Regions from separate parts of the Mus musculus genome. Here regions 1, 2, 3, 4, 6 and 7 are each linked to region 5. A link is a loop called in an ENCODE intact Hi-C map of the cell type or tissue named here. Cell type or tissue: heart. All regions are shown on one strand. Region 1 overlaps Lnx1 (ligand of numb-protein X 1). Region 2 has its middle 89 kb from the start of Lnx1. Region 3 overlaps Fip1l1 (FIP1 like 1 (S. cerevisiae)). Region 4 overlaps Scfd2 (Sec1 family domain containing 2). Region 5 overlaps Scfd2 (Sec1 family domain containing 2). Region 6 overlaps Scfd2 (Sec1 family domain containing 2). Region 7 holds the start of Lnx1 (ligand of numb-protein X 1).

The links. A loop is a pair of places that touch in the nucleus more often than their neighbours do. Peaks named below come from ENCODE experiments on the same cell type or tissue, not always from the same donor. Only the 100,000 strongest peaks of a DNase experiment are listed, where the experiment ranks them.
Region 1: a loop joins it to region 5, with 4 times the contacts of the local background. A loop is called at or near these places in 10 of 42 quality-filtered maps.
Region 2: it touches region 5 in a loop (3-fold over the local background); 3 of 42 quality-filtered maps call a loop at or near these places.
Region 3: a loop joins it to region 5, with 3 times the contacts of the local background. A loop is called at or near these places in 4 of 42 quality-filtered maps.
Region 4: it touches region 5 in a loop (3-fold over the local background); 13 of 42 quality-filtered maps call a loop at or near these places.
Region 6: it touches region 5 in a loop (2.5-fold over the local background); 3 of 42 quality-filtered maps call a loop at or near these places.
Region 7: a loop joins it to region 5, with 2.7 times the contacts of the local background. A loop is called at or near these places in 2 of 42 quality-filtered maps.

Annotation. Positions count from the first base shown.
Region 1 is chr5:74,611,688-74,615,687 of GRCm38, forward strand. All of the region lies in intron 6 of Lnx1 (ligand of numb-protein X 1), which reads right to left. Among named protein-coding and RNA genes, the nearest start is that of Gm32304, 34 kb to the right of the region's middle. In heart, no CTCF peak of the experiment used is centred here; a DNase peak (open chromatin) is centred at 2,354; H3K4me3 peaks cover 951 bases; H3K27ac peaks cover 1,049 bases.
Region 2 is chr5:74,790,300-74,794,299 of GRCm38, forward strand. No RefSeq gene overlaps it. Among named protein-coding and RNA genes, the nearest start is that of Lnx1, 89 kb to the left of the region's middle. In heart, CTCF peaks have their summits at 2,080 and 3,558; DNase peaks (open chromatin) are centred at 472, 2,202 and 3,262; H3K4me3 peaks cover 719 bases; H3K27ac peaks cover 1,389 bases; H3K27me3 peaks cover 782 bases.
Region 3 is chr5:74,590,026-74,594,025 of GRCm38, forward strand. It overlaps Fip1l1 (FIP1 like 1 (S. cerevisiae)), which reads left to right. Exons shown (of 18, transcript NM_001159573.2): 16 at 1,749-1,968. It also overlaps a transcript of Lnx1 not described here. Among named protein-coding and RNA genes, the nearest start is that of Gm32304, 56 kb to the right of the region's middle. In heart, a CTCF peak has its summit at 1,589; no DNase peak of the experiment used is centred here.
Region 4 is chr5:74,431,921-74,435,920 of GRCm38, forward strand. All of the region lies in intron 4 of Scfd2 (Sec1 family domain containing 2), which reads right to left. Among named protein-coding and RNA genes, the nearest start is that of Scfd2, 98 kb to the right of the region's middle. In heart, a CTCF peak has its summit at 2,056 (motif pointing right); no DNase peak of the experiment used is centred here.
Region 5 is chr5:74,309,617-74,313,616 of GRCm38, forward strand. All of the region lies in intron 5 of Scfd2 (Sec1 family domain containing 2), which reads right to left. Among named protein-coding and RNA genes, the nearest start is that of Gm32064, 4.9 kb to the right of the region's middle. In heart, a CTCF peak has its summit at 1,961; a DNase peak (open chromatin) is centred at 2,015; H3K27ac peaks cover 469 bases.
Region 6 is chr5:74,385,809-74,389,808 of GRCm38, forward strand. The region is part of intron 5 of Scfd2 (Sec1 family domain containing 2); the gene reads right to left. Among named protein-coding and RNA genes, the nearest start is that of Gm32064, 71 kb to the left of the region's middle. In heart, no CTCF peak of the experiment used is centred here; a DNase peak (open chromatin) is centred at 1,883; H3K27ac peaks cover 614 bases.
Region 7 is chr5:74,700,794-74,704,793 of GRCm38, forward strand. Lnx1 (ligand of numb-protein X 1) reads right to left here and starts at 2,110. Exons shown (of 11, transcript NM_001159577.1): 1 at 1,999-2,110. It overlaps Gm15984 (a long non-coding RNA gene), which reads left to right and starts at 1,679. Exons shown (of 4, transcript XR_001784879.2): 1 at 1,679-1,879. In heart, a CTCF peak has its summit at 2,276; DNase peaks (open chromatin) are centred at 2,238, 3,198 and 3,838; H3K4me3 peaks cover 1,033 bases; H3K27ac peaks cover 1,156 bases.

The DNA.
Region 1 (4,000 bases), 300 kb after region 5:
GCAAGTGTCAGAACCTGGATTCTTATCAGTCCTCAAGCTGTCAGATCTGCAGGGGAGACAGGCCAGACCCTGGGTCTGCGGGTGTCATAGAAACAAGGTTGATTCCCCAAATGAAAATGACTACTGGATCCTCCCACCACTTCAGTGAGAAGTGCAAAAGAGAGGCACAGCTCCATTTGGTTAGAAAGGCACCCGGGGGAAGCCAGGTTCAGACACCAGGAAGATGAGGGAATATAAGGTCTGGTAGCTCCTCTCCTCGTTTCAGTTCCTGACCGCTCATCACAGCAGAGACAGACACTGATATATGCACACGCTGCCCTTCCTGGGTATGGTTCCAGGGCCACAGAGAAATCGGGTCACAACAAAGGGCCCGTACTGTATATGTCCATTAGCTAAGGCAGTAGCAGCTGTCTGATGCTTACCTTTTGCTGACAATGGTTTGAATGTATGTGTCCCCCATGGGTGGAAATTTTAACCCCCAAGGTGATGGTATTACCAGGAGGGTTTTTGACTCCGTCCCCATGAATGGGATCCCTTACAACAGAGCGCTCAGCACATGAGGATACAAGAAGATATAAGAAAGTCATTTGGGGGTGGAGGTGGTTCAGTGGGTGAAGGGCCTGCTGCACAAGCATGGAGGACCCGAGTTCAGACCCCCAGAACCCATGTGAAGATGGGGGAGGCAGCAAGAGCCTGTAATCCTAGTGTTCTATGAGATGGGAGGCAGAGACAGGGGAATCCCCACAAGCTCTCTGGTGCATGCTTTAGCAAACGACTAAAAACTTTCAGACAAAGTGGATGGTGAGGACTGAGTCTCCAGGCTGCCCTCTGTACTCCCCAAGTCTCCCGTGGCATGTGCTCGCCCACGCTCACTCATATGAATGCATGCACGAACAGATACATGCAGACACCACGCACACAAAGATGTAAACGGGAGGGGGGCATTTCCAGATAGGGAACCTGCCTGCGTTTTCTCAGAACTCAAAGAAACCCATTTCTGTTGCTCACATGAATAAGTCACTCCCTTTAGAGGACTTTGTTTCTAAAGCAGTCCACAGAGACTAGGACACCACTTCTCTCACCGTCCTCTCTAGGGCACATAACTCCCTCTGCACCCCCACCCCAGGAACTTTTCCCCCCACTCAGGAACTAGGACCTTAAGTACTAAGAGCTCTGCCAATGCACTTGGTTTAGCACCGAGCAGCCCAAACATTCCTTACACTGATATCTCTATTCAAGGGTCTCTTGAAACTCAGAGGTCATCAGGTGGGTGGTTATAGCTTTTAGTACACTTGTTGGGATGGAGTAAGAATGTGATAAATCTGGGGAGAGCTGGCTCCGAGGTTAAGAGCACTGACTGCTCTTCCGAAGGCCCTGAGTTCAATTTCCAGCAACCACATGGTGGCTCACAACCATCCGTAATGAGATCTGACGCCCTCTTATGGTGTGTCTGAAGACAGCTACAGTGTACTTACATTAAAGAAATAAATCTTTTTTTTTTTTTTTAAAGTGATAAATCTCGCAATGGACGGCTAGCTCGGGGAACTGTTCATTCCATGCCCATCTAGGAAATGCAACTGAATGGCCCAACAGAGGAAGCCTGAGCTTCATGCACAGCCCTAACTTACGAGTCAGTGCTTGCATGCTCTTCCTTTGCTAGCCTATCTTGAATTCCCTGGAATCCCTTATGCGTTAGAACAGCACAGAGCTCAGGTAACAAACACATCAAGGAGAAAGCTAACACAGAGATAGATCTAGGGCCTCACCAACAGTTCAGTTTCTGGAAGAGAGTGCTGTAACAATGTATCGCCTCCCCTGGATTGCAAGCCTCACTTACGCTAAGAGGTTATCTTCAAGAACTCTCCCAAGTAAAAACTCACCGGGAGATAAGTAGCAATAAACTTTCAGGTCAAAACCTCAATCGCTGAGCCCAGTCTGCTGCTCTCTTATCTTTGGGGAAACTCCGGGATTGAGAAGGCTGCTGGCAGTGCTTTTTTGCTCTGGGCTAGAATTGCTTCTCTTGGACAGTGAGCAGAGCCCGCTCTGAGCAACACCTTATCAGAAACGTGGACGCTGGAGGATCCCACATGGCTCAACTCGCCAGGCAAAAGTCCAAATTGCCAAGCTGTTTAATTCACTTTGTTTGAGCACACATTTCTCACTGGGCTCCCAAATGCTGGCTCGACAATGAAGCGTTGGCAGGATTGACACCCAGATTGGAAACACGGGTATCAATTTCCTTTGCAAATAAGTTCTCTGCAAATAAGGCTGGGTCTGTGGCTCTTACCAGCCACCTTGTTAACTGTTCACAGGAAGGCTATTCTGTGTACTTTCTCTTCATAGCCCTCGAGATACGAAGTAGGCTCACGTGTTTGTCCTGGCACTAACTCTCAGGAGCAGCTGCAGGCAGGCTTGAGAAACAACAGTCCCGGGCACGAGAGTCTCTCTTTCCACCCGTGTGACTGTGATATGTGAAAGGGGAGACAAGGTAGAGGCACAGAAGGGGTGAAGGTAAGAGTGCTTCTTTGTTTCATGCCCATAGTTACGCAGGAAACTGTGCACTGCAGAGTTGTTGTTTTAATGGGAAACAGTGGCTAGGAGGGCAATGATATTACAGGCAGAGCAAAAGTTGCTGGAGGACCAGTATATGGCAGTCCAACCCTCTCATCCAGCCAAGGAATTACCCTAACTGTAAGGAAAACTGAAATTGAGTAAGTCATTTGTGTTGCTTTGGGGGCACAGACACGGACAAACACCTGCATATTCACACTATATGCTTAAATTATTACTATTGTTATTGCTATTATTTATTTTGAGACGGAGTCTCGCTATGTAGCCCTGACTGGCCTGAAACTCACTCTCTGCTGCCTCAGCCTCCTGTGGCCCGAGTGAGCACTTAGCCAGCTTCTGTGGGTTCACCTGCTGTCTTCCTTGTACTGGCTCTGCAGACTTTCAAGTTCAGGGGTCTCCATCTCCTCCACCATGCTGCAGTGTTATTCTCTACAAACACATGAAATGGGGCAAGGGAACCAAACTGACTGCTGGGTGTCACGATTGTGCTCTGTGGGACAGACCCTCAACACAGTCTAGGTCTGCAAAAGAGGCGTATTTGAAAGGGCAGTCCCTTGACACAGGCGGAGAAGGGCTAAAGTAGAACCAACAGAGTCAGTTTTTAGGAGAGATGCTTTCTGCTCAGCCACTCTTAAGACTTTTCCTGGATCATCGTCAGCTCCCCTTTAAGAAGAGGATGTAGCTCACGTGGAGAACCTAACATCTTTCTGTTTCAGTCTCCTAAGTGCTGGGATTATAAACATATGCCACCATGCCCCACTCAACGATTTCTACAAAACCAAATAAAACAGAACAAAGATCCAAATTCATGGGGCTTGAAGCATGGATCCTTAGTGAGAGTGCCCAAAAGTCTGAATATCACCTTCAGGACCCACATGATGGACAGAGAGAAGTGACCTCTCCTACAAATTGTCACCTGACCCTGACTGCACATTTGTACATGTGTTTTTGCACACGCACACCAAACAAAATGAATATAATTAAAAATTGCTTCTTAACGAAATTCATCCTATGCATCTAACTCTTTAAAAATCCCCAGAAAGAAGCAGCAGTCTAGCATCAACTGATCTTCAACGGACACTTGTGGGACGGGTGTTTCTACACTGCTCGGTGATCTCATTTCTTCAACATTTAAATATCATTCTTGCTTCATCCAGCACATGCTACCAAAGCCCTGGGCACTGTGGTGCCCTGCTTGCATCCATGCAGAAGGTCACAGATATGTAAGAGCCGCCAGACATCATCAAACCTACATTTTTCTCTGTGGGTCCTGCTTCAATTCAACAACAACATACTGTCATTCTGTCAATCAACTCATGTGTCCGTGCTCCCCAAAACAGGGAGCTGAACTTTCCTAAGTAGTATGTGGCAAGTTAAATATAGCCCTAATTAAAAAGCCAGTCTTTACATTGAACTTCAGTCAATTCTA
Region 2 (4,000 bases), 480 kb after region 5:
CAACTGTTTTCCCTTGGTCAACTGGCTAGTCTATTGGGTTTTAGTAAGAATAAGAAAATCTACAATCAAAGTTGAGTTCTTCCCCACCAAGAGCTGTGCTTCCACTTCCCCAGGCTTGTGGGAAGCAGAGCTATTAGGAAGCTGGCGCCCTTCTCTACGCCAGAGAAGATTAGCAGAAGTTAGGCAAGGGTTTAGAGACTTGAAAATTTGCCTTCAAACATGAGGAAAAAATTAAAGTTTTTCCTAAAGTTGTTCCTATTGGCAGAGACTTCATTCATATCCTGCTCGTACAGGCGCAGATATGGGCATGGGTACAGATGTGGGTGTGGATACAGATACGGCCATGGGTACAGATGTGGGCATGGGTACAGATGTGGGCATGGGTACAGATGTGGGCATGGGTACAGATGTGGGCATGGGTACAGATGTGGGTGTGGATACAGATACGGCCATGGGTACAGATGTGGGCATGGGTACAGATGTGGGCATGGGTACAGATGTGGGCATGGGTACAGATCTAGACATGGGTACAGTTGAGGGCATGGGTGACACATTCTTTTCTGCAGAGGCAGAGTATTCTGTATGAGTATATGAGATGCTGTGTGAGTGTAGCTAAGTTTACTTATCTGTTTCACTTTGGTGGGACATTGAGTTGCTTCCTGTTCCGAGATGCTGAGAGTGAGGCAGTAGCCTCTGCCACCGGCTGAGGCAGTGGGGCGTTCTGACAGTGCTATCCTCTGTGTGTATCCACACATCTGTATTTCCCCCTCCAAGGCACAAAGAGGATCATGGAGCAGGGACTAGAAAGAATGTAAGTCAGAAGATGAGGAAGAGTGCTGCGAAGCCCAATCTTCAGGATGACATGGCCACTGTACTCATAAACTTGTAGCCATGGTTACCTGCCCACTGAGGGCCCATCAGTGGTCCATCATTTGTAAGGGAGGGAGGCCTCCTCATGAGGCCTAGCCTTCCTTGAGGAGTTCTTGGCAGCTAACAGGGTATCAGGGGAGGGGAGGGGAGGGGATTTTCCTCCTGGCCACAGGTAGGTCGTCCAGACTTTAGGAAATAGTATTCCTATCCAAGCTCATGTAAACAATGCTGATTAAAATCAGTAAGTTGTGAGTGGGGACGGGGAGGAAGAACAGAAAAAATGTCAGGAAAGTAGGAGAGGGACTGGGTGGAAGGAATATGGAGTTCAGCAAGAGGGGACAAGAAAGAATGGGGGAGAGTGAATTTAGTCAAAATACATTATATATAGATAGATATAAATATAGATAGCTATAGATATGCATACACATACGTAATTGTCACACACAGACATACAAAGAGTTCATGACAAAATACACAGTACCTACATTATCTGGATTTTTAGAAAGCTACAGTCTTCATGCCCTTGAGAAGGCCTGAAACAAAGAAAATTAGTGTATATTATAATATGTACGGTAACCCACTGTGTCTGCTCTGCCTTCATGGGGTCAATCAAACACAGACAACAATGTTTATGAAAAACAACCGCATCTGTCCTAAACATGTACACTCCTGTTTTCCTGGTCATTTTCCCCTAAGCAATAACTGCAGCTACTCACAGCACTTACATTGATTTGTGTGAAACAAGTAATCAGGAGATTGCGTGGGTTTTATGCAAACACTATCCATCTCACAGAAGGTACTCGAGCATCCTTGCATCTCAGTATCCACTGGGTACTGGAGCCAATCGCAGGAGGACACCAAGAAACAGTCCTGTTTATATGCTTTTCAGGTAAAGACAATTCCAGACCGCAAGGATCAGGTGCAGGTCGTGATTCAGATCTGTGCTCTCAGAATACAGAACAGAATCTTTTGTCTAGCATGCCAGACCTGTCATGAAAGCTGTTCAAGTAAGAGATCGGGCGGGCACTGTGAAGCAGGGGGAGGCTGACAAGTGGCCAGGACACCCGGGGGTCAGGAAGCAACTCCCTGGAGCATAGTCCCTGCGGTACCATCTCCTCTAGCTTCATGGCTACTTACAAGCTATCCTGACCCTAGAAAGGGATCTAAGGAGAAAGCTACTGCGCTGAGCCTAGGAGGCAGCAAACAGCTTTGGGAGAGGAGCCACAACAGCAGGGAAGCAGTGCCAAGAACAACAGGAAGCTCGAAGCCACGCCCCTGCTCGTTGAGCGAGCGCAGGCCTGGAAGCCTGGGTTATTTGCTCCAAAGAGCCTTGAGCAGATGTTACATAAACAAAACCTCCACTGACTCCAATTCTGGGTCTGGCCTAAAATAGCCCCGGGGCTAGACTCTGTCATTCCTAGTGGTTCCCCATGTGTGCAAACTACTGCCCTCATTGAACCATGTTGGTGGACACACTGCAGCCTCCTCAAGGGACAGCTTCCCCTAGGACCAAAAGCAAGGCTCCTTGACTGCCCGTGGTGGCCCAGACACAAGGCGTCCCTCTAAGATCTCTGGTGGCTGCTGGCTCCTCTCTCCAGGAGGCAGGAAGTTGGGGGAGGAATGTTTAAAAAGTCTCCCCCCACCGCTTTCTTCCCCCTCTTCTTTCTCCTCCATCTTCCCTTTTCCCCCTCTCTTCTCCTCTTCCTCCTCTCCATCCTTCCCCTCCCCATCTTTCACCCCTCCTCTTTCCCCACTTCTCTCTCTCCTACTCCTTTGTATAATGTGGAGAAACCCGAAGCAGAAGCAAGCTTTCCAGGTTACCGCGGGTGCAGGCGGTAGTAGAGTTCCTTCTTGGGGCTTTTATTTGCAATTGATTTAAGACTGTCGCTGTGCTCCCGACTGACTTTGTGCTTGTACAAGTTTCCCAGACCTGTTTGGGTTTCAGCTCCTTTGTGCTACATACAGAAAACCAGTCCAGTGTGAACATCTGGAGGCTTGAACATCTGTGCCCCAGCAAGGGGTCACTCCAGCGTTACCACTACTTCAGCATGGGTCCCTGGAAACTGTTAATCATCTTTTTCTCCTTGGCCGCTTGCCTCTCTCTAGAATCTTACAAGCAAATCTTAAAGCAAAGCAAAAAACAATAAAGCAATGTCTATGATTCAAAAATACTGGTGCCAGATACTTGCTATATGTTTAGTACTATAGAAAGTATCCGATGTGTTTCCTTTTGTTTAATTTTCACTGAACAGTCCTATGAAATTTGAAGTTATTACCTCCAGGAGACAGATAATGACAGGTTAGAAAAAATAACGATAGGACTTGCCAGAATTTCTACAGGGGTGGGACAGGGCCCAGAGCTGGCAGGGACTGACTGTGTCAGAGAACATCTGCCAGGCCTCATAGCTCCTCCTCTTGGTTTTCTTTCTGCTCAAAGTCCAAGCTACTCTATCTTTTGCCCTTCTAATTAAACACAGCAACCAGTGTTCATCCTAACATGGTCTCTGAGACCCAATCGGCCAACATGCTATTGACATCAGGAAAAAAAAAAAAAAAAGGTATGACGCATACGGAGGAAGTGTTGAGATTATATTTTTTTTTTCAGTACTTGTACTTTGAAAGAGGTCTTTGTGTTTCTCTGGGTTAGAGCCTCCCAGATGTAGTTGTTAGCCCCGAGCCTAAGTTCTAAGCCCCCTAGAGGAAGGCTGAAACCATATGTAGACAAGAAGAGGCCTATAAGAGGCCAGTACTCAGGCTAGGGCCAGTGCCAGCTGCAGGGAGCAGGGAGGGCTCATGTCACTTGGGAACTCTTAGCTTCCTGAAGATTTTAGTTCTGACCCCAATTGTCTCTTGAGTCTGGGACCCTCAGGGATTTCTGTTCTAGGATGGTACACTCTTCCCCTTAGAACTAAGGCAACTTTACCGTTAGACAGAATCAAATGGCATATATATGGTGGGACTGGGTGGACCTATATGTTAGAACTTTAGGTGCCAGGACCAGAATACCTAAGGGAAACATTTAAATGGGAGGATTCTTTTGGCTCACGGTTTCAAAGGGCTCAGTCCATGGTTACTTGGTTCTGTGGAGAAACGTGGGTCATGGTGGTACCATCATGTATGTCTAACCAGA
Region 3 (4,000 bases), 280 kb after region 5:
TGGACATTATGATGGCCTATTTCCACCATTGAAGGTGGAAGAAATATTAATGGACTTAGAAAGCATTTCTGTGGTAGAATCTGTCCTGCTGCCATGCTTAGTCATTAGACTGAAAGTCAAACATCCCCCTAAGGCTGTGTGTTTACCTCGAGGCACCTGTCCTGCTCTTTTCTAAGTGTCCCAGTGTTAGCCACCATTTTCACAATCTCTACCGTCTCCAGCAGGGTACCAGATCCCTCCCTCTTCTGTAACCCTGTAGCAATACAAAATAATTGTTGAATCATGAGCTCTGTGGTTGCCTGTGCTTGGATCTTGGGTCCAACTTACCTTAGATAACCTTGGATGAATTAGAATATTTTCCTCTTGTAAACTGGAGCTAGAGTTGAAGTTTAGCACAGTATCTATGATATGTAAGCATTCCCTAAGCATCACTCATTGAGTTTGTCTATTTGGGTTTTACCTTTTTGATGGCATTGGGAGTTTCTGTCACTCTGTCCTATGTGTTTGCTTCAGTACAGGTGAGACAGTGACTAGCCCATATTAGAAAGTCATACCTGATAGTACTGACCCAGCCTTGGAGAATTTTTTTAAATGGATAATTAAGAACTCAACTCTTTCTCAGAGTGACAGATGTTTGTTTTTCCTGTCAGGAAGTAGGAGTTTCCCACTTACTGTCTGTATAGCTACTAACTTTCCTTCCAGGGACAAGCCTTTAAGTAAAAGCTAATTGTAAAAATGAGGGAAGGAAAGGAAGGGATTCTCCTAATCTTAGCCAAATGGAGCTTTACAATAAAGACAACAGACAGAGCTTCTTTGCTGTTCTGTTTTTACCTTCGTTTTATTTATTTTAGATTTTATAATTCATCCTTGTACCCCTGAGCAACATAAAATAATATCTTCTCTGGATATGATCTGAAGACTGCTTATGAAGTGAGACCTAGTTTAAAAATAAGTTTTTTAAGAATATTAGGAGACAGGCTTTTTTTAATCATTATTTTGGTTCACAGATTAAAGGTTCACACCCATAACTTAGCCCATGACTCTTAAGCCTCGTGTGGTGATGGTGTATAATGAAGCCACACCATTCAACTGATGACAGGACAGAAATGAATCAAAGAAGAAGAGATTTGTGACCCACAGTCCTCCTGAAGAGCATGTTCCCTGTAACCCAAAGTTTCATATAGATAGGCCCAGTTTCTCTGTTTAAAGAAATATTTAAAATTTATTTTATTTTTTGAGTATGAGTATTTTGCCTATATGTCAACCACAAGCATCCTTGGTGCCCATGGAAACAGAAGAATAGTCAGATACCCTGGAACTGGAGTTAGGATGGTTGTGAGCTGCCCTGTGGGTGTTGGGAATCAAACTTGGATCCTCTGGAATAGAAGTCAGTGCTCGGAACCCCTTTATCTTCATGAAGCCATTCCTCTCAAATCCCTTTCCCAGGTGTTTTATATCATGTAGTCATGTACTCAGAATATGGATTTATAAAAGATCACACACACACACACACATACACGGGTGCTTTGCTTACATGTATATCTATGCGCCATGTGTATGCAGTGCCCATGGATACCAGAAGGTGTCATCTGACTCCCCGGGAACTGGAATTATAGACAGCTGTAAGCTGCCCTGTGAGTGCTGGGGAATGAACAGTGTCTTCTTGTTTCTGTTTTTGATATTGGAAAGTAAGTAGAGTATAATACTGAATCCCATAACCTGTGCTTTTAATGTGCTTTTTCCTTTAGTCGCCTTTCCCCACCTTACCAGTTCTGCTCCCTCATGGCCGAGCCTTGTGGACACCACCAAGCAGTGGGACTATTATGCAAGGAGAGAAAAAGACCGAGACCGAGACCGGGAGAGAGACCGAGACAGAGAGCGAGAGCGGGACCGGGACAGAGAAAGGGAGCGCACCCGGGAGCGGGAGCGAGAGCGCGACCACAGCCCCACCCCAAGTGTTTTCAACAGGTTTGTTGGGTGTGCGGGGCCTTGAGCGCACTTCATTTTTACTCAGTTTTATTTGATGTGAGGAGATGAATTCCAGTTCACCTGGGAAAGGAGTATTCAAGGTGTGGTTAGAAAAGCCATTTTGAAATCATACTCATTTTGTTCTTGAGGATTCCAAGTACTGTAAGCAGCAATTTTCACACCATGTTGTTCACTTGGCCTTTAAAGGAAGTTTATATCCCCTCACAGGTTTCCTTCTTATCACCTAAACATGATTTCTCAGTGATTGCTTATAGTTAGGCCACATGAAGAATCGAGTACCTGCAGAGCCATGTACTCTTCAAGCTAGTTTCGATCCTGTGTTAGATAAGTTTAATTAGTTGGTAATTCATATACAGTCCTAATATATATTGTTTTCAAATAAAATTTCCACTTTATGTATTGTGAGTTAAAAAATACTGATTTACTGATTGTCCCATTTATTTGTTTTTTAATGTTTCATTCATGTGAGTGACATTTTGAGTCCTGTTCTGAGCCAGAAATAGTGCTGTTTCCTAAAATACATAAATATTCATACATTGTCTTTACACATTAAATTCATAGAACTGTTAAGCTGACTCAGTCAAAGAGTGTATGACAAAGGACTAGAAAAGATGATGAAAATACTTTTCTCCCACCCTGTTTTCTCATGACTTGACACATAGTAGATATTTAATACAACTTTATTGATCAAATAGGTAAATGACAGTATGGCATGTACATGTAAGTGGGACAGACAGTGCTGGCTACAGCCACCGACACGCACCGTTCTGCTTATGTTCAAGGGCAGGAGTTTTTTCAGGAAGTTGTCTAGTTTCCAATGTGGTTGAAATGTACCTCTGAAGTAGCATATTGTCTGTAAAATGTATGTGTCACAGTCAAGGATCTTAGTGCAGAAATGCATTGGAAGAAGATCTTGCATCGCACACCGGATGCACACACGCACAGGGGCTGCTGACTTTCTGCTGAATTGGAAAATGTTAGTGGTTAAACCATGTGTTCATTTTCAGGTTGCTGAGTTTTAAGGCATTACTTAAATTTAAGAAAAAGCTTGAGGCCAGAAAAGCAGAAAGTAGAGGAGTTCTCTGTTCTGACTTGTCCTAGGAAAATTGTACTAGGAAATACTCATGGGAAGTAAAAGCTGTTTCTAAAGACTGACAAAAATATTCTAAAAGCAAAACATACATAGTATGTGTCGCATTACAAATTACAGGGTCACTGTTTTGAAAATTAGAGAGCAGTTTTAACATCTGTTTTTAAGGCAGTTTAATTGAGGGCCAGAAAGAAGACTGGTTGCTATAGGATGTTAGAAAATGTGTTCTAATGAGTTCCAGGCCTGGAGTGACCTTTGCACTATGGCGTGTATCAGAAGGGATGGGGCGCGGCTGCTGTTTTCATGAAGGGCCGACTCCCCAGCACGTGACGGCCTACAGCATTCAAGGAAAAGAGGGGCTACACATAATGAGTTGTGCAGTAACTGGCCTTCCGTATTTTATGCAAGCTTAGTTGGAGTCATTACAAAGAAAACCTCATTTGTTGATGGACTTAGTTATAATATCCACTTGTCTCTGTACTGGTTTTTGTTTTTTGTTTTTACCTTGGAGAGAATTATTAGAGCCCCAGAAACCTTTATAGGAAATACTCTGCTTCTGAAAATGTAAGCACTAAACTCCTTGAAGAATTCCATGTCTTTATACTGTGCTGTGTGCACATGCTCATCCCCTGGAGCCCCTGAGAGCCCAGAGGACAACTCGCAGGGGTCAATTCTATCCTCTACAATATGAAGACTGAGGATCAAACTTGGGTGCCACCTGCAGCAAGTACCGTTCCCCACTGATGTCCTTTCAGGGCAAGAATTCCAACCACTGACTGCTTACTCTCACACCACGCACTTTATAAACATTCCTGTTGGTCTCAAGGAAACCTTGAAAAGATTGACAGTTACAGATGAGAAGCCTTGAGGTCTAAAGGAGTGAAGTTCAGCATTCCTGGGGCTCAGCCTTAGGTCATGCTG
Region 4 (4,000 bases), 120 kb after region 5:
AAAAATTTAAAATAATACCCAGTAAAATTATCACTAGTATTAGTCGTGTGATACTGCTCAGAACCTCCCTTTGAGTCCACCTGTTCTCTGATGTGACACATGATCAGATTTTTCATTTCTGCTCACCAGCTGAAATTAGAGGAGTGGCTTTTCTTGCTATCAAAGAAAACAGACCTGATGGACAAAGAAAACATGGGGACCTTTCTATGGGTGTGCTGCATACGACATTCAACTCCACTCTCTTCTTGAGGATCCTGGCTTCATGTTTTATCAGTCACAACCTTTCATTGTGTTCCTTCTTACAGCAGCCCCTATTTTAAAGGTGCTTTCCAAATAACCTTATGTTTGGACTGAGTTAAAAATGCTAAAAACAGATGTGCTCGCTATCTTCCAGGAATGCTGCAGAGATCCTAAGGAGAGTGGACTCAGCACCACCTGGATTGGACCCACAAGACAGTAGCTACTATTAACAAGCCCAAAAGAAAAGAGAGAATTTGATTTTAGTGCCCTGTTAGAGATATTTGGGCAAAAGAAAGTGTATTTATGTGGAAAGTTTCAAGACATTACAAATGAGATAAAGCTAAATGAGAAGAACACAGACGTGCAGCCCATAGACCTCAGCTCGCCATATGTGAAGTATCAAATAAATAGCTTTTCTAATCTCAAATGTTAATCTCTCCTTTCAGCCTTCCTCATTTTATGGGACCAAATATTTCAAGCCTCATCTGGGTTCTATTACAATCTCAAAGACAACACGATATCTAGGAAAGAGTTTATATGTAAAAATCACTTAAACTCAGGCAGTGGTATAAACTGAAGTCCAGACTCCATTACCCCTAGATTTCATGTAATTATATTCCTTTTTCTTTAACTCCAAAATGATAATTTTCTCCTTTGGCACAGAGTCTCTTTGGCTCCAGGTTTGATGCCAATGCAGTCTTACTGTGAAAACAAATTAGAAGTAGGTGGTCTGGTTAGTCTTCACAATGCTCCATTTTAATCAGGCAGAGCAGTGGAGAGGACGGCTGTGGAAACGCTGGCGGGTCTTCAAACAACAGTGCACGCTGTCCATTTTACTCACAATGAAAAAGCTCTTCGGGAGATTTCGATAACGGTTCCCCTCCTACTCGGAGTCCACATTTGTAATGTTTATATAAGTGGGGCTATAAATCTTTCTCCAATAGACCCCATGGTTTCTGAGGCAGACTTCTTGTTATAAACTGCCTGTTTCCGGTTTGCCTGCCTAAGCAAGGCAGGCAAAGCCAGTTCGCCAGAGACTGGAACTAATTTAATGTGCTCCAGGTTTAAGCCCCTAGCCTGTGTGCCTTTACAGGGAGATTTTACACAGCGGATTACAGCTGACTTTAACAATGATTCATATGATAAGTGGCTTTCGATTTGTTTTTTAATGTCCGAAAGTATGCATTTGCAAAGGACATGTCATCAAAATAATGTTGTTAAAGTAATACCCTTAGAAAGGGAAAAGAAGGAATTCAACTTTTCATCAAAATGAAAAAGTTTAAATGTTATCCGTGCCAAAGACTCTTGCACATGAATTTAAGGGTTCTATTACACAAAATAAGACAAAGTTGTTTATAGACAGTTAAGCCTGGATGAGCTCCAAGATGTGATTGGTTAAATTGATACATTTTACCTCAAGGTTTGGTCCTGTTATTAAAAATACTGAAGCTATCATGAAAATGGACAAAAGCCCTATTCTTTCCAGCCTCAAAGAGATCCTGTGCGTTTTTTTTCAAAGATGCACCATTCCTTGAGACAAGCGCTAACTGAAACAGAAGCACATTCACAAACCTCCACTACCATCCATCAGGGGAAAAACAAAAACGTGTCATCTGTTACCTCAGCAACGCCCCGTAAGAAAGTAAACGGCACCACAGAAGCGAGGAGTCTACTAATCCTCTGAGTGTCTGTGCTGAGTACTCTCTACAACACCTTTTTAAAATACCAAATGTAAGAAGATAGGTTTGTCCCAAGCTGTTGATTTCTTCCAATTTTTTTCTTTTGAGATTCCTTCAAAGGGCAGGGCAAAGACATACAGTAGGGGGCAGTGTTGCACCACCGTGCTCTCACTTGGAAAGAATCAAGGCCAGACCGAAGGAAACCCAGCCATTATTCTTCATTTAGACTTATTACCCTAATTATTACAAAATTTCAGAGTTTTTCCTTGTAGCATAACCTGCTTTTTCACCACCTACATACCTACATACCATATTAAGATGTTTTAAGTGATACAAAAACAAATGTTTTTAATAACAAAACCAAATCCACCCAAATATCCGAGACATGGCTGATTGCTGTTTAGCCGTTGATGGAGAACTATTTGTTCAATGTCATATTTTAAAAGCACGAAGACTTCTCCAACTGCAAATATCCAGATGTTCTTTATTGTAAATATAATATCACATTGGGAGATGGCTAAAAAAAAAAAATGAATGAACCTTGGTCTAAAATGAAATGCAGAGTTGGTTTATAAAATACAAGTCAATGTGACCCATGCTAATTAGATAATTTTAAAAATATGGGGTAAGAAAATATTTACAAGTACAAAATGTCTTCATATCTTCCAGAAATAAACTCTTTTGTTCCATCTGCTGGGCTGGCTCTCGGAAGGAGGAAACTGACACCTGGGCTGCATGCTTGCTCCCCAGCACTTACGCTGCTTTGGAGTTCTGAGTGGGTGCGCGGAGAGGCTAAACCTTTCCCAGGTCCCAAGAATAAAACTTGCCCATCTATCGAAGTAATTTTATCTACCATACATAGTGGAAATCCAAGTGTATATTTCAAGGTTAGTAAACAAAATAACAATTCACTATTTGACTTCAAAAAAAGAAAAAAAGACAAGGAGCCTGAAAGATGGCTCAGAAGTTAAGAGTACTTACTGCTCTTGCAGAGGACCTGAGTTCATTTCCTTGCATCCACATTAGACATCTCACAACCACCTGTAACTCTAGTTTCAGGGGTGGGTCTGATGCCCTCTTCTGAACTTTGCAGGCAACTGCAACCATGTGGTACACATAAACTCATACAGACTACACACATACAGACAGAGACTGTTTTTTAGTAAATAATTAAAATAGAATCAAAACTCCCACAGTCTTAGTAAGTGATTATTTCTCTTTGTCTTCAATTTCAACTTGGTTTTTTTTTCACTTGTGTTAAGAAAGGTTAAATTTAAACAAAAATAAACTTTTACAATTTCATAATTACACTGGAAAAAATATTAAAATCATGTCTCTAGAGATATACAAATTAATGGTTTAAAATTTACAAAGGGACTCTAAGAATACAAAATATTTTTTGAAATTCCATAAGCCAGCAAGAATCCATAGGCTTACATTTAAATGTAATAGATTTTAGGTTTTAGTACTTTGTTATATTATGGTTCATTGTATTCCTGAGAATGTACTTTTTTTACACTCTCCAGGAGTGTGTGTGTGTGTGTGTGTGTGTGTGTGTGTGTGTGCACAGTATGCACTTAGTGCTTCTATGAGACTCCCCCCTCCCCAATATGTGCTGTACCTTTCCAGCAAAGCTTTTGCAGTGGGGAGAGGCTCCTTTTCAAGACTTAACAGAAACACTGCCCCTATAATTACAACTAAATTTCCTTCAAATTGAGCTAAACATTTGAGCTGCCAGATGGGACATAATTCTTCATAATTATTGCAGAAAGAGGGCCTGTGACAGTTGCAACAGAGTAATTGGCTAATGGAAGAGCAGCAGGTATGCATTTTCCCCAAACATCTGTTTGAAACTCTGGGTCATTTGAAGAGTACCTAAAAGTCCCATCTTCTAATTAGCTTCTCACCAAGCCAAATCCCATTGCCAAGGCTGTTTGAGTTGGGTGAGGGTCAAGGTTCTTCTGTAGTCAGGCTGATGAAAGCACTGCACCCCTCCAAAAGCATGCACTTATTTCATCTCACAGTGTCGCTCTGAGATGGAAGAGGAAGAAGCATTTTCTCCTAAGAGGAATGTATTTTCT
Region 5 (4,000 bases):
GCTTCGTATACTCTCCCCACCTCTTCTTTCAAGGGGTTCCCTGATCCCTGAGGGGAGGTATTTGATAGAGACACCCCAAACTGTCTTAGGTCTACTACTGTGAAAAAGGACATGTTGGCTTGAATTCTACATAGGGAGGCCTTCCATATTCCTCTCATTTTAGCAATAAATAAAAAGGATAAACTCACAAATATCCAGGGTCCTGAAGTTACATACAGAGATATGTCATCAGAGAGCCATTAGGAATTAAATTAATTATCTGATCTGATCAATGCATCTTTATTAAGCCCCAAATACCAAAAAGAGGATTAGGTACTGATGAAAAACAGTACACGCTTTATATATGTAGAGGAAGAACACTTCTCCTGTGTATAGAGGAGAGGGGGACACACTGTGTCATATAGTGGTGTGGTGGGCACTGGAATGAAGATGCACAGGCTGCTGCATTGACTTTCTGCAGGATGAAAGGAGGTTAGACCTGACACCAGAGGCTGTGATGTTCCAGGCATGAGAAACGCCTTGCATGAAGATCCGATACACAGAGTTCAGCAAAGATGCTGAAGGCTGGGATCAGAGGAATTACAGGCAGAAACTGTTCTTATCCACCACACCTACAATCCACACGTTCCTTCCTTGCCTTGCCCATGTGAACATTCTATGTGTGGAATGCAGTGTTATTTGTGTGGCTATTCTCTCCTCCAAGACACTACTCCCAGACTGACTCCACAGAGGTGGCTCGCTGCCTTGATAAGGCCACAGAGTCCATCCATACAGCATCAGTGTGCAGCTCCCTTGCAGACACACCCCTACACTGCCTTAGCCTGCTGGGTACGCATGATTCCATGACAGCTCAGAGTGCACTGCATCAGGGTGCCTGGGGCTCCTCACAAGACTTAGGGAAGAAAAACACTTATCTACTTCCATACCCTACACAATGCCAAGTACACAATGGGAAATCAATAAATATTTGTTGAACACACATATGAGGTCAGTGGGATACAGCTCAATTCTCAAACATAGCCAGATATATCTTTTTTAAAAATTCTACATAGCACACCCTGATACAATTGGTTAGGGTACAATCAGACATAGCATGGATCTCTAGTCTGTGAAAGCCACTGTAATTCGGCATTGCCTGCTGTTAGGAGATAGGGGACTAGGTTTACTCTAAGCTAGTTTCCACTAGAAAATGTTACTGGTGAAGTAGTTTTAGCAGATGTTTTGAATACAAACTGACACTGCAAGGTAATGATTTAGCAGATAACTAAAAGTTAGAAAGTCAGAAGGGAGAAGTGGGGGACGCCTTTCAACTGCCCAGCTTTGTTATGGGGTGGGGAGCTGTTATTTTCTGCCTAGGTTTTTCATCAAGCGGAGATCACTATATTTAAGGGAATTTAACAAGAGTAAATACAGAGAAGTACAGTAATGAAAACTAAGAATATGCCTGTGTTGTTAGGACAGTCCATAATTATGAATTTTATGTCTTCATGCATCACGATTGGTTCTTAGACACTTCCCATGCACCCAGACTTTGGGCTTCGTGTCTGGGATTCAGAGGTGGGGAAGACAACAGCTCTCCTTAGAAGGAACTGACAGTAAAGAATGCAAGCATCCTAATGACAAAAACCCCATCTATAATCTTATGCCCATGCATGGAAGAAGCAACAGGGGAACTGGGAGCAGGCTTGCCAGGAACAGCCCAGTCTGTCAAGCGCATGCTGTCAATCAGGCAGACCAGAGAAGGCTGAGGTTGGTCAGTATGTGGCTCTTCCCATCGTCCTTACAACACCAGCTCAGTGGGATCCTCTGCCATGGCCATGCTCTAGCAGAGCGGCCCAGCTCGTGTGCTCCCATAGCTTCTTCAGATCATATCTTCAAGCTGTGCCTGCATTAAAACTTGTCTCTAAGAACTTGCTAAACTTGGGAAAGGGAGGGGGCTTCATTTTCCTTCTGCAGTAACCTACATTGGCCACCAAGAGGCGCTATGGATCAACAAATGAGTGTACGCTGCTCTGTGGGACTCTGAAGTACAAACCCAGATTAACCAGCATCAGAAGGCCAGCAACTCTTGTTGGAAGACAGATGTTTGTCCAGCAGAGTACAGATGCTTTTGACCAAAGTTCCAAAATAAATCTTTCTTGTAAAGTTTAGTTAGAAGGCAGAGACTGTTTCTTACAGAGGTTTCCAAAGCTAAAAATAACTTCTTTCTCAGTGGGTCAACTTGGGTAGGGAAATAAAAAGGCAAACAAAACATTAAATAACAACAACAACAACAACAACAACAGACAAGCTCAACTCTCACAAGTTAAAATGAAGCTCTGGGGGCGATGAGAACATCTCTTTGAAAGGACACATGCTGGAAGCGGCTCTGATCATGTCACCCTTGGCCTCAGTTTTGAGTGACCCCATTCGAACAGGAACTGTCCTTACTCTCCAGGCAGAACTGGCCAACGCTTCATGTTTGTAACATTGCAGTCAGTTGCCATGGGAAGTAATCTACTGCTGCAGGCATCTTTTGGGTTAGCACTCCTGGATCATACAGAGGCAAAAGCAGCCAAGCAAACGGTAAATCTTGTCTGCGCTAGTGTGTTCTTCTTAGGGCTTAGTGAGAGTCAGAAAAACTGGGCAAAACTGTTACAATAGGAATTTTTAAAACTCTGCTAAATACTTGTGCAGAACTTTGGGAATGAACTTTCCATTGACTGAGACCACTCTTGAGCTCACTAGTCATGGGCAGGTTTCTCATTTTCTTTGTACTAGACAAATTGAAGGCTGGTACTATAAGTGGCTCTATTAGGATAAAAGTGAAAGACTTAGCTCCCCAGAGTTTTAAATATTTCGTTTGAAATTAGCTGTGTAAGTATTTTTCAAAAGCCTCCTAGAGAACCTGAAAACACAAATATTTCCTAAGGCTTCTTAAGTATTTAACGACATTAAAAAAATGCTCAAAATATTACCCAGCCTTTTCCCCCCACCCACATCCTCTCCCCTGGAAGAGAGAAGAAGCAGAAGTCCTTGCCATACTAATCATATTTGGGTGGTTACCACTGGCTAATTATAATACAATGGGCTATTTTCAGATTCCTAAAAATAAGGGAAACTTCATCAAATGCTGGGAAGGGCTGTGCAAGGGCGCCACACGGTCCACATGACACCCACAAGGGACAAATGTGAGAAACATTTCAATCACATGAAAAGCAAGGGCACCACGCGGACCACTTGACACTTTGAAGAAACCAACTCGGGAACATTTCAATCACACGGAAGCAGAGAGGATGAAGGAAACAAGTTTACTAGAAGCGTGCCGTGGGAGCGATGCAACTCGCCCAAACTTCCAATGATGCTGGTGGACCTCTTCTGTGTGCATCTTGAAGGAGACTGAATGCCATGCAGGCTTGTGCATGGACAAACACAATAAACAGACAGTCAGACAAACAAACAAAACTTTTAAACAAGTGCTTAGTATGTAGCCCAGGCTGGCCCTGAATTTTACATCCTCCGGCATCTATTTCCCAAGCTCTGGGATTGCAAGCATGCACTACTGTGTCTGGTCCCTAAATAACACCATTTAAAAAAGTGTTTGATAAAACCTTGTTGTATCTTTTAAATTGAAGCCATTTGGATTTCATCAAAGTATGATTCTTAAAAATATCCAATGGTAGGAACAATAAGTTATTTTAAAATCAATTCTGGGGTTAAGAATAAGGATCTGTTTGTAAAACAAAGGGGATGTGCTGAGGAATGAGGAGACAGCAGGGACTGAGTGAGTGGAGAGGCGACGGCACCTCTTGGTGGGAATCAGACTCTTACACGTAAACTGAAGGTGCAGTCAGATGGTTTCTCTGTCAGCTCAGGATGCTTGTTACAACTCCACTCTTAGAGCTCTACTGTACTGACACTGAAGAACCTCACCGGTACCTGCTGGTCAGGTAGAAAAGGCTGGAGAGGCAGCTGCCTAGTCCCTGCAGCAATTTCCACGGTAAGCTTCATCCACTAGTCC
Region 6 (4,000 bases), 76 kb after region 5:
ATAACCAGTATGCAAAGCCACACCAGGTGATTTGGGTATTCACTCCTAAGACAGTGTGGTAAAAGGACGGCTAACTTGTACTTTGTCTGGAAGGGCAGAGCCTGGTGTTAACAAAATTAGTGCTCCTTGTTAATTTAGACATAGCCTACATGGGAGAAAGAGTGCTAGGTTAGAGATAGTCTGGCTTGACTGAACTCAAGAGGACATTTTCTGGAATGAAAAGGAAGTGTGTTGAAATTTATAAGGTCATCAAAGTTCAGTACTCTCACAATAGCTTGACAAGACAGTAGCCAAGGTAACCTTTAACAATAAAAATAGAAGCCTAGATTTTCTGCAAATAGAAAATTGCTGACCTCCATCCAAAATCTGCAGGCTTTTAAGGATGTAATTAATATTCCTAAGCTACCTCTTCATGTCCTCTTCCAACCAAGCCAAAGACCCCAGGTCCCCTAGCTCTCAGGATCCCAGTGGCCACAGTTAACAAGTGGCTCATGTGCTGCATTCTATGTGTGATGCATTTTTGGATCTCTGAGGACACTTGTGCCTGTGGAGGTTTCGAGTGCCTTCTCAAGTTTGCCATGATGTGACAGACCGAGGGAGCCACTTTGGAATAGATTCCCAATGGCTTGTTCCTGCCACTGCCGGGGAGGTGACCATGAACACAGCAGTGACAGTGCAGAGTACAGCACACACCGTGACATTGGTGGCTGTAGGTAATATTACACGATGAAGCAAGGGACAGATTTGGAGGAGTATAGGTCCCTAAGGAGCAGCCTCCACTCAGTCCTAACAGTTTCTTGAATGAATTCTTTATATTTTTTTCAAAGAGAAAACTAAAACCAACCAATCTAGTTAGCTAGTTATTCAGATGAAGTCTGTTTTTCAAGTTGGTTTTGGATCCAAAGTTCTCACAAACACTAAGTAGACCAAACTAAATAGGGGCTGTCTTCTGCAGGCAGCCAGGAGGAGGCTCTGATGACACATTGGGCAGAGCTTGAACACTAGAAGACCTCAAACCCCCTCCCCCCTCCCCAGTTACACACTCCCTCAAACACCCACTCCAACAAGGAGCCAAACCTATTCAAACCACCAAAGACAGCAAGGCAAGAAAGATGAGAAAAATCAGACCTGGGGGAAGCCACAGCTAACTGAACCCAAAGTCCCCAGAATCTAAACAGTTTGGTTGTGTGAAAACAGTAAAATGCAAAGCAGGATTTGCACTTACAGTTGCTATTATCTGTTCTCACTGCACAGAATGTTGTCCTAACAATATTTCTCACCAATGATATGTCACGACTCCTGCTCCCTCTGATGCTCTATCTATTCTTTGGGCACCATCCTGTCATCCAAATCAGAGACTCTCCTGATCTTGCCCCACATTTGTACTTTTGCAAAGTTACAGGAAACTTTGAGACAGAATCAGAGCTTCCTTCTTTGTTAGTCTTTCACCATTCAGTTACCATTAACAAGAGCCTATTATGTGCCTGCAGATAAGATTTGCACTTGAGGTACAGGGATTTGCAGAACCCACAGAGTTTATGGCCTAGAAGTGAATGCCAGATACTATTGAAATTATTATACAGCTATATAATAAACTATGCTTGCATTAAAACCCACAGTCAGATGGGGTGCACTGAGGTAATCTGGAGGGTTGAGGAAGGTGGACCTCAGGCTCTGTGGTTTGGAATGAGCTCTAAAGGGGTTAACTGTGCTGCCCTGGGAAAGTAGTTCAAGAGCCTCTGGTATAAAGGGAGTATAACACATTTAAGTAAGCACATGGCCTGTGGTAGAGACACAGAGAATGAAAGAAGAAAAGGGCCCCAGAGGGAGGCAATCATGGAAAATGATACTCCACAGCTCTGCAAGGCCCAGGACCAAGGGGTGTGCCACGGAGTCCAGACATAGAGGGAGCCATGGGTGTGGCACACTAGTTAGAAGCTGTTTGAGGCTCCTCCCTACCCTGGAGAATAATGACCCAAATTTTTTTCAGTCCTTTTGCTGTTCTATTATTTTAGGAAAAATGTTGATAATTTTTTCCACTGTCAAATAGAAAAAACAAGAGTCAACCAAACCCCCAAATATGGTGCTGGGTATATAGCTCAGTAGAGGAATGTTGACTAGCACAATCAAGGTCCTAAGCTTGGTGCTCACCCTGGGTGAGGGTAGGGAAGTCTATACAGATACTTTCATCCTCAGACATATTTTCCTGATTTTTTTCACATGTTAAATCTGTGAAAAAATAATTTGGGCATGATTTGGCTCAAGCAAGAACTGACAAGATAATAACAATAAGGATAGCTAAGAGTGGGCTAGTGCTAGTTTCCGTTGCACGTGCACCACCCAAAAACCTCCGACACACACAGCCCCAGATGGCTTCTGTTCTGCTGGAGGCTGAGGATGGCTGTCCAGACTCCTAACAGCTCCCACACCTCCAGCCTGGTACCTGGCAATCCCGCCCCTCTGAAATGCTATAACCACCCCTAGTCAAAAGCCATTACAAATGCCTGTTTCTAAAGAAGCCTGTGCTCGGCACAGATGATGTCATTCTTGTCTGGATTCCTGTTCCCTTGGAGAACAACTTGAAATAATCAAGAGACGTGTGCTAACTCCCCAAGCCCCCAGTCACTGAGATGCTCTGTCTGCTTTCTGAGTTCTCTCTGAGAGGAGTGAGATGAGTAACAAGAAAAGTTAAAAAGGTGCTGGCAGGACAGAGATTAATTTTAAAAATTATTAAAAATACAATTACACACTATATGGAGACCAGTGTCTGGGAACACGATATAAAGCACTCTGCATTTATTAATTATGAACAAGCATGCTACTTTACTTCTTACAAACCAAGGAGGGGATGGAACCAGCAGCTGTAACTGTAGTCCAGTGTTTGGTTTCCACACTCATAAAAACGAGATGCATTCCCAGCCAAAAAGTATCCAAACACATTTAATGGGGAAGGACTCTCAAATCCTACACCACTATATGAAAATCCTACACCACTATATGAAAAGAATTGTTCAGATTAAACTATTTGTCTTTACCAGCACAACACAGATAAAAAATGAAGTGTCCTCTCATTTCAGTGAATTGCTTGGATAAAACCTCAGCTTCTAAAACCTAACACATGAACTCTTGTTGCATTAGAAAATGTAAATTGCTAATGAGCACTGCTCCATATCAGTTTCCTGTTCCAGTTGGCTCTCTGTCAGCTTGGCAACAAATCAAGAGCCTGAAGAAGAGGTGCAGCCATGTGTTTTGCTTTAAAAAATAAAAGGAATAAAAAAGGGGGAGGGGGCTTCATTTTATACATGCCTCAGTGAAAATCACCACCCCGCTTGGGACCAGTTCAGTCCAGGTGCCATGGACAGAATAAACAGGCAACACACGTAGACAGACAAAGTCAGCCTCTATAAAAATTATATTTCTGCTTACATTTATAGTTATGTTTCAAAACACAGTATCACTGTGCTTGCACACACATACACATGTGTGCGCTCTTTTTGGTGTCCAACTTGTTAGTCTTTCATTTTCCCATCATCAAATGAGTCTCAGCCTAGAATCTGTTATATCCCTTTCTTATCCACCCACCCACCCATCGATCCATCCATCTAACTTGGCCTATCTATCTATCTATCTATCTATCTATCTATCTATCATCTGTCCATCTAGCTTATTAAACGGCATCAAAGCAGGTACTGATTGAAATAATTCCTAAAACTAACGCCAAGCATGGTGGCACAGGCTCCTGATCCTAGCACTCAGCAGACTGAGACTGGAAAAACATGAGTTTAAGGGTAGCCTGGGCTACATAGTGAGTTCCCTCTTTGCCACATTTTTAGGCTAAAATGTTTTTACCTCAATGTTTTTCTTCACTATCAGGATCCTAATAATCTCTTTGGGGGCTAAAGGGTCCTCCTTACTCACTAATCAAGAGCAGCTTTTCTCTGAAGGAGTATTGCCTCCTAGAACTGAGGACATAAATATTAAGGCACTAATATTCTCAAGA
Region 7 (4,000 bases), 390 kb after region 5:
ACTGACAATTAATTACAGTAATAAGAGCCGGGTTCTGAACCAGTGCAGCCACAGGAGAGCTACATGGGCTCACACACGTCCAAGCTCCCAGAAAAATTCCTCCAGTAGAGAGGGACTTGGCTTTCATTTGTCCCTGGCTCAGTACCAGGCACTGCCTCTACTCAGAGAACCACATTACATAGTACTTATATCTCTTATCCTACCGAGAAGGAAATGGAGGTCCAGAGAAGTTCAGTAATTTGCTAAAGGATGTAAAATCTCCTAATCGCACTGGTATACACCTGAACTAGTGGAGTTGTCATGGCAACTTCTCAGGGAGAACACCTGCAAGTTATCCAACAAGCTACCCCACCCCTGTACTAGACACTGACTGGACTCTGATTTCTGCCCTGTCATGGTTTTTTTTTTTTTTTCCTTTTTCTTGAATTGGGGGCAATAAAAACATAATATTATTTTCCTATGCAGTTAGAGACAATGATCAAACAATTTGTTATTTAATAATAGGTCCATTGTTTTAAAAATAACTAATTAACCAGGTATAGGAGAAGGGGTGAAAGTTTGCAGAGGTTTGGAACATCAAAGACAAATGTATGGCGTACAAAATCCAGGCTATGGGGAGTCCTTCTCTCACCTTGCTCACAAACCTCTGAATCAACTGAGAATGTTATTAAGGCATCAACGGCAGTCACTCTGCAAACACACTAGCTTAGAGGACAATACTGGGCACAAAGGTCAGCTAGAAAAGAGACTACGAGCTTCCCAAGAGTCAGAGAGAAACCAGTAACAAGCACAAAGCAGACACTTACCAGCAAGAAGCAGCCGTTCGAGGGCAGTGCGTTCGTACAGTTGGATGTTTGGCATGTTCTTTTACTTTTTAGAGGGCTGTCTCTGGGCTTATTTCCTAGTGGATGATTTCCTTATAAACCCCGCTGCTAATTTAAGACCCAGGAAAGGGACTAATCAAAGTCTATAAAATGGAATGTCTCAGGATTCATTTATTTCTCTCCTGGAGCTTCCCAGCTAAGTTGATAAGAAGACAGATTGGGGACTTGTTTCTTTGCCCTTGTTAATAATATTAGCTAGTGGAGTGGGTCTCTCAGGCTCGTTGAGAGCAGGTTATGTGGTCAGGATTAGAAAAATAAATATGGGTCCTTGAGGATTTACAATTACTTTTAGAGTCGGGTCCTAGCAGAGCAGCCTCTTCCATATATTTATTAATATAGAAAAGATAGAAACAACAAGAGAGTTTCAACAATTCAAAAGCCAGGCCTGGCGTTACATTCTTGTGGCCTTGAAGGGTAATCTTTACTTTAGCCAAAGGTCAGCAGGCAACCTATCTGGCCTGAAGGTAAACAGTTCTAATCCAGACTGCTAAATATTTTCCACAAATAAAGGAAACTAAAGGATTTTTATGAGAGAGAGAGAGAGAAGGAGAGAGAGGGAGAGAGAAGAAAGCTTATAAATAGGGAGCCAGAATTTATTACCTTTAGTATTGACTTTCTATTGTAAACAACAAGACCTAGGGAAGTATTACAGCTTTGGATCAAAATTGCTTCAGATGACATGAATGCAAGCAAGAAAAAAAAAAAGGACAATCTGAATTTTGTGAATGTCCCCAGCACCCCACACCACCCCCTACACACACACACAAAACAGGCTGAACTGGTCTGCACATTTGAACTAACTTTCAAAAAGCATCTCACCTCACTTCTCTCAGGGGTTTTAAAAAGAATCAGATCAACGTCACCAACAAGTAGAGGCCGGATTAATAATCAGGAAACAAAAATGATTAAATATCTGGCCGAGATAACGTTGCTGGCCATGGAGTAAGACTGGCGCAGACATCTCTACTCTCAGAGTGTTACTCTGGACTGAGCCAGTAAGTGGTCTTTCTTTTACTTTTTCTTTCTTTTCTTTTCTTTTTTTAAATTCAGATTCCTTGTTCAGATCCCTTTTGGGCCAGAGGTCTAAAGAGAGGAAAAAGTAGTTTCTTCTCACCTGTTCAAAGATGTTTGGGACTTTCAAAGCAGCAGTGACCAGCCAGCCTCCATCCCTGTGCCAGAAGCGTCTAGGGCCGCCTGAGCTGTGACCGGTCTCAACTTCGGTGTACAGGTGGCTGGAGGAAGAAGAAGGGTATTGGTTGGTTCAGAGCAGGAAATCTGTGACATCACGGAAGTCTGGCTGAGACCTTAGGGACTAAAACATCCCCAGAGGCTCCGCCCCCGTCAATTACCTGACTACCTTGGAGCAGGTAGGTGGCGTCTCTCAGAGGACAAATGAATCAGTTAGAGCAATTTGCCAAGTGGAATTTACTTTCCTTTCTGAGCATAGCACGTGTCTAGCCCCGTGTACAGATCTGAATGCGAATGCCTGATTGTTTCCCAGGCCCATCTTGTATGCCTGATATTGTTTCCCCTCCAGGCTCACAGGAGCCCACACAGCTGCCAACATCAGAATTAAAAGGGAAGTTTAAACACTGGAAGGAGACAGGGATTTTTGTAGGGGGGGGGGGGGAAGGAAAAGGTTGTGAAGACTTAGCCATATCTGGGACTTGTCCCCACTAACGCCTTTCTGAATCACATCCCTTTGAGTTCCTAGTGTTTTTCTGTCCCAATATTATAACAAACCAGAGATGACCTAAGTCTACTTAAAAAAATCTAATTTTGATACCTTTCAGCATCATTTCCCAAACACCTTCGCGGTCCCCAGCATATTAATAATAGATTCAGGCATTGGTAAAACTTCAGGCATTCCTACCTCGGCCTGTCTGTCACGTGGTGGTTACAGTCCACAGTAGGCCTGCAATTAGGAGTACTTTAAATGATTCAGGTTAGAATGATAGCGCCTTACTAAGGCCATGTTGTCTGCAGGGAGAGATAGGGAAGAGGACTCAGGGCTATTTTGGTCCCAAGCTTGGTGTGTGACCCTGGACAAGTCACCCTTGCTTCAGCTTTTCCAGCAGGCTAATGGCACGACTCAGCTGGCACTTGAGTGACAGCTAAGAGGATTCCTGCCTGCTGGTTAAGGCCTGTGGCATCTTGTCCCATCAGCCTGTTGAATTGCTGTGTGTCTGTGGCTCGCAGCCAGCCTCCCTCGCAGATGTAGTCACTGTTCGGAATGTGCTACCTGGGGACCCTGGGGAGTTCTCTCTCCTGGGTTGGTCCAGGCACACTTTGGTCCCCTAACGAAGAAAACGTCTGCTGAAAATCTTTCCCCCCTCCTGATCTTGAAACTGTAGAAGTCGCCTGTTCTAACACCTCACGGCCTAGCCGTGGTTTGTGGGCGGGACTAGGGGACAGCTAGAGTTAGAAATAGTAAAAAAGCACCTTCTCCCTGAGTGCCCACATTGGTAGCTGGCTCCCTGTCACTCGGTACCTTGTAAAGTAAAAGGAGAGGGTAGCAGAAGGAAGATGAAGTTAGCGCAGGAGGCAACTTCAAATCACTGGTTCACCCCAGACAGGCCTAAACAGCGCATCCATCTGGGACCAAGCAGCTTGGGACTCTTTAAAACAAACACATACACACACCTCTCTTCGCTACTTTATCCAATAGAAACTAAGGGAGGCGTGGCTACCCTGTACCGATAAAAGCAAAAGGTTCGAAAAGGAGGGAGGGGGAGGGGGTTGGGGCTTGGGGGTTGAGGAGTGGGAAGATAATAAAGGTAGTTGAACCTTTCAAGTGCAGGTTTTTCGAGGCAGGAGGTGGGGGTGGGAGGAAGTACTATTAGCCCAGCAAGACAAAAGCTTCTCCTTCCTGAGACAGCGTGTCCCCGTGTCCCCGGGGGTAGGAGGAGACCAAGGCTAGCCAGCTTGCAGAAAGCCACGCCCCTCATTGAGTTCCGCCCTCTCTGTGCTGTCAGTCAAGCTTCACCTTGCCCAAGGGGATTGGCTCTGACTTGGAGAGGCAGTTAGATTTCCAGGCACAGAAACCCTGGGCAGAGAGGCACAGGAGAAATATATTTGCATAAAATGTGCAATCAATGAACGCGCACAGAACTTCG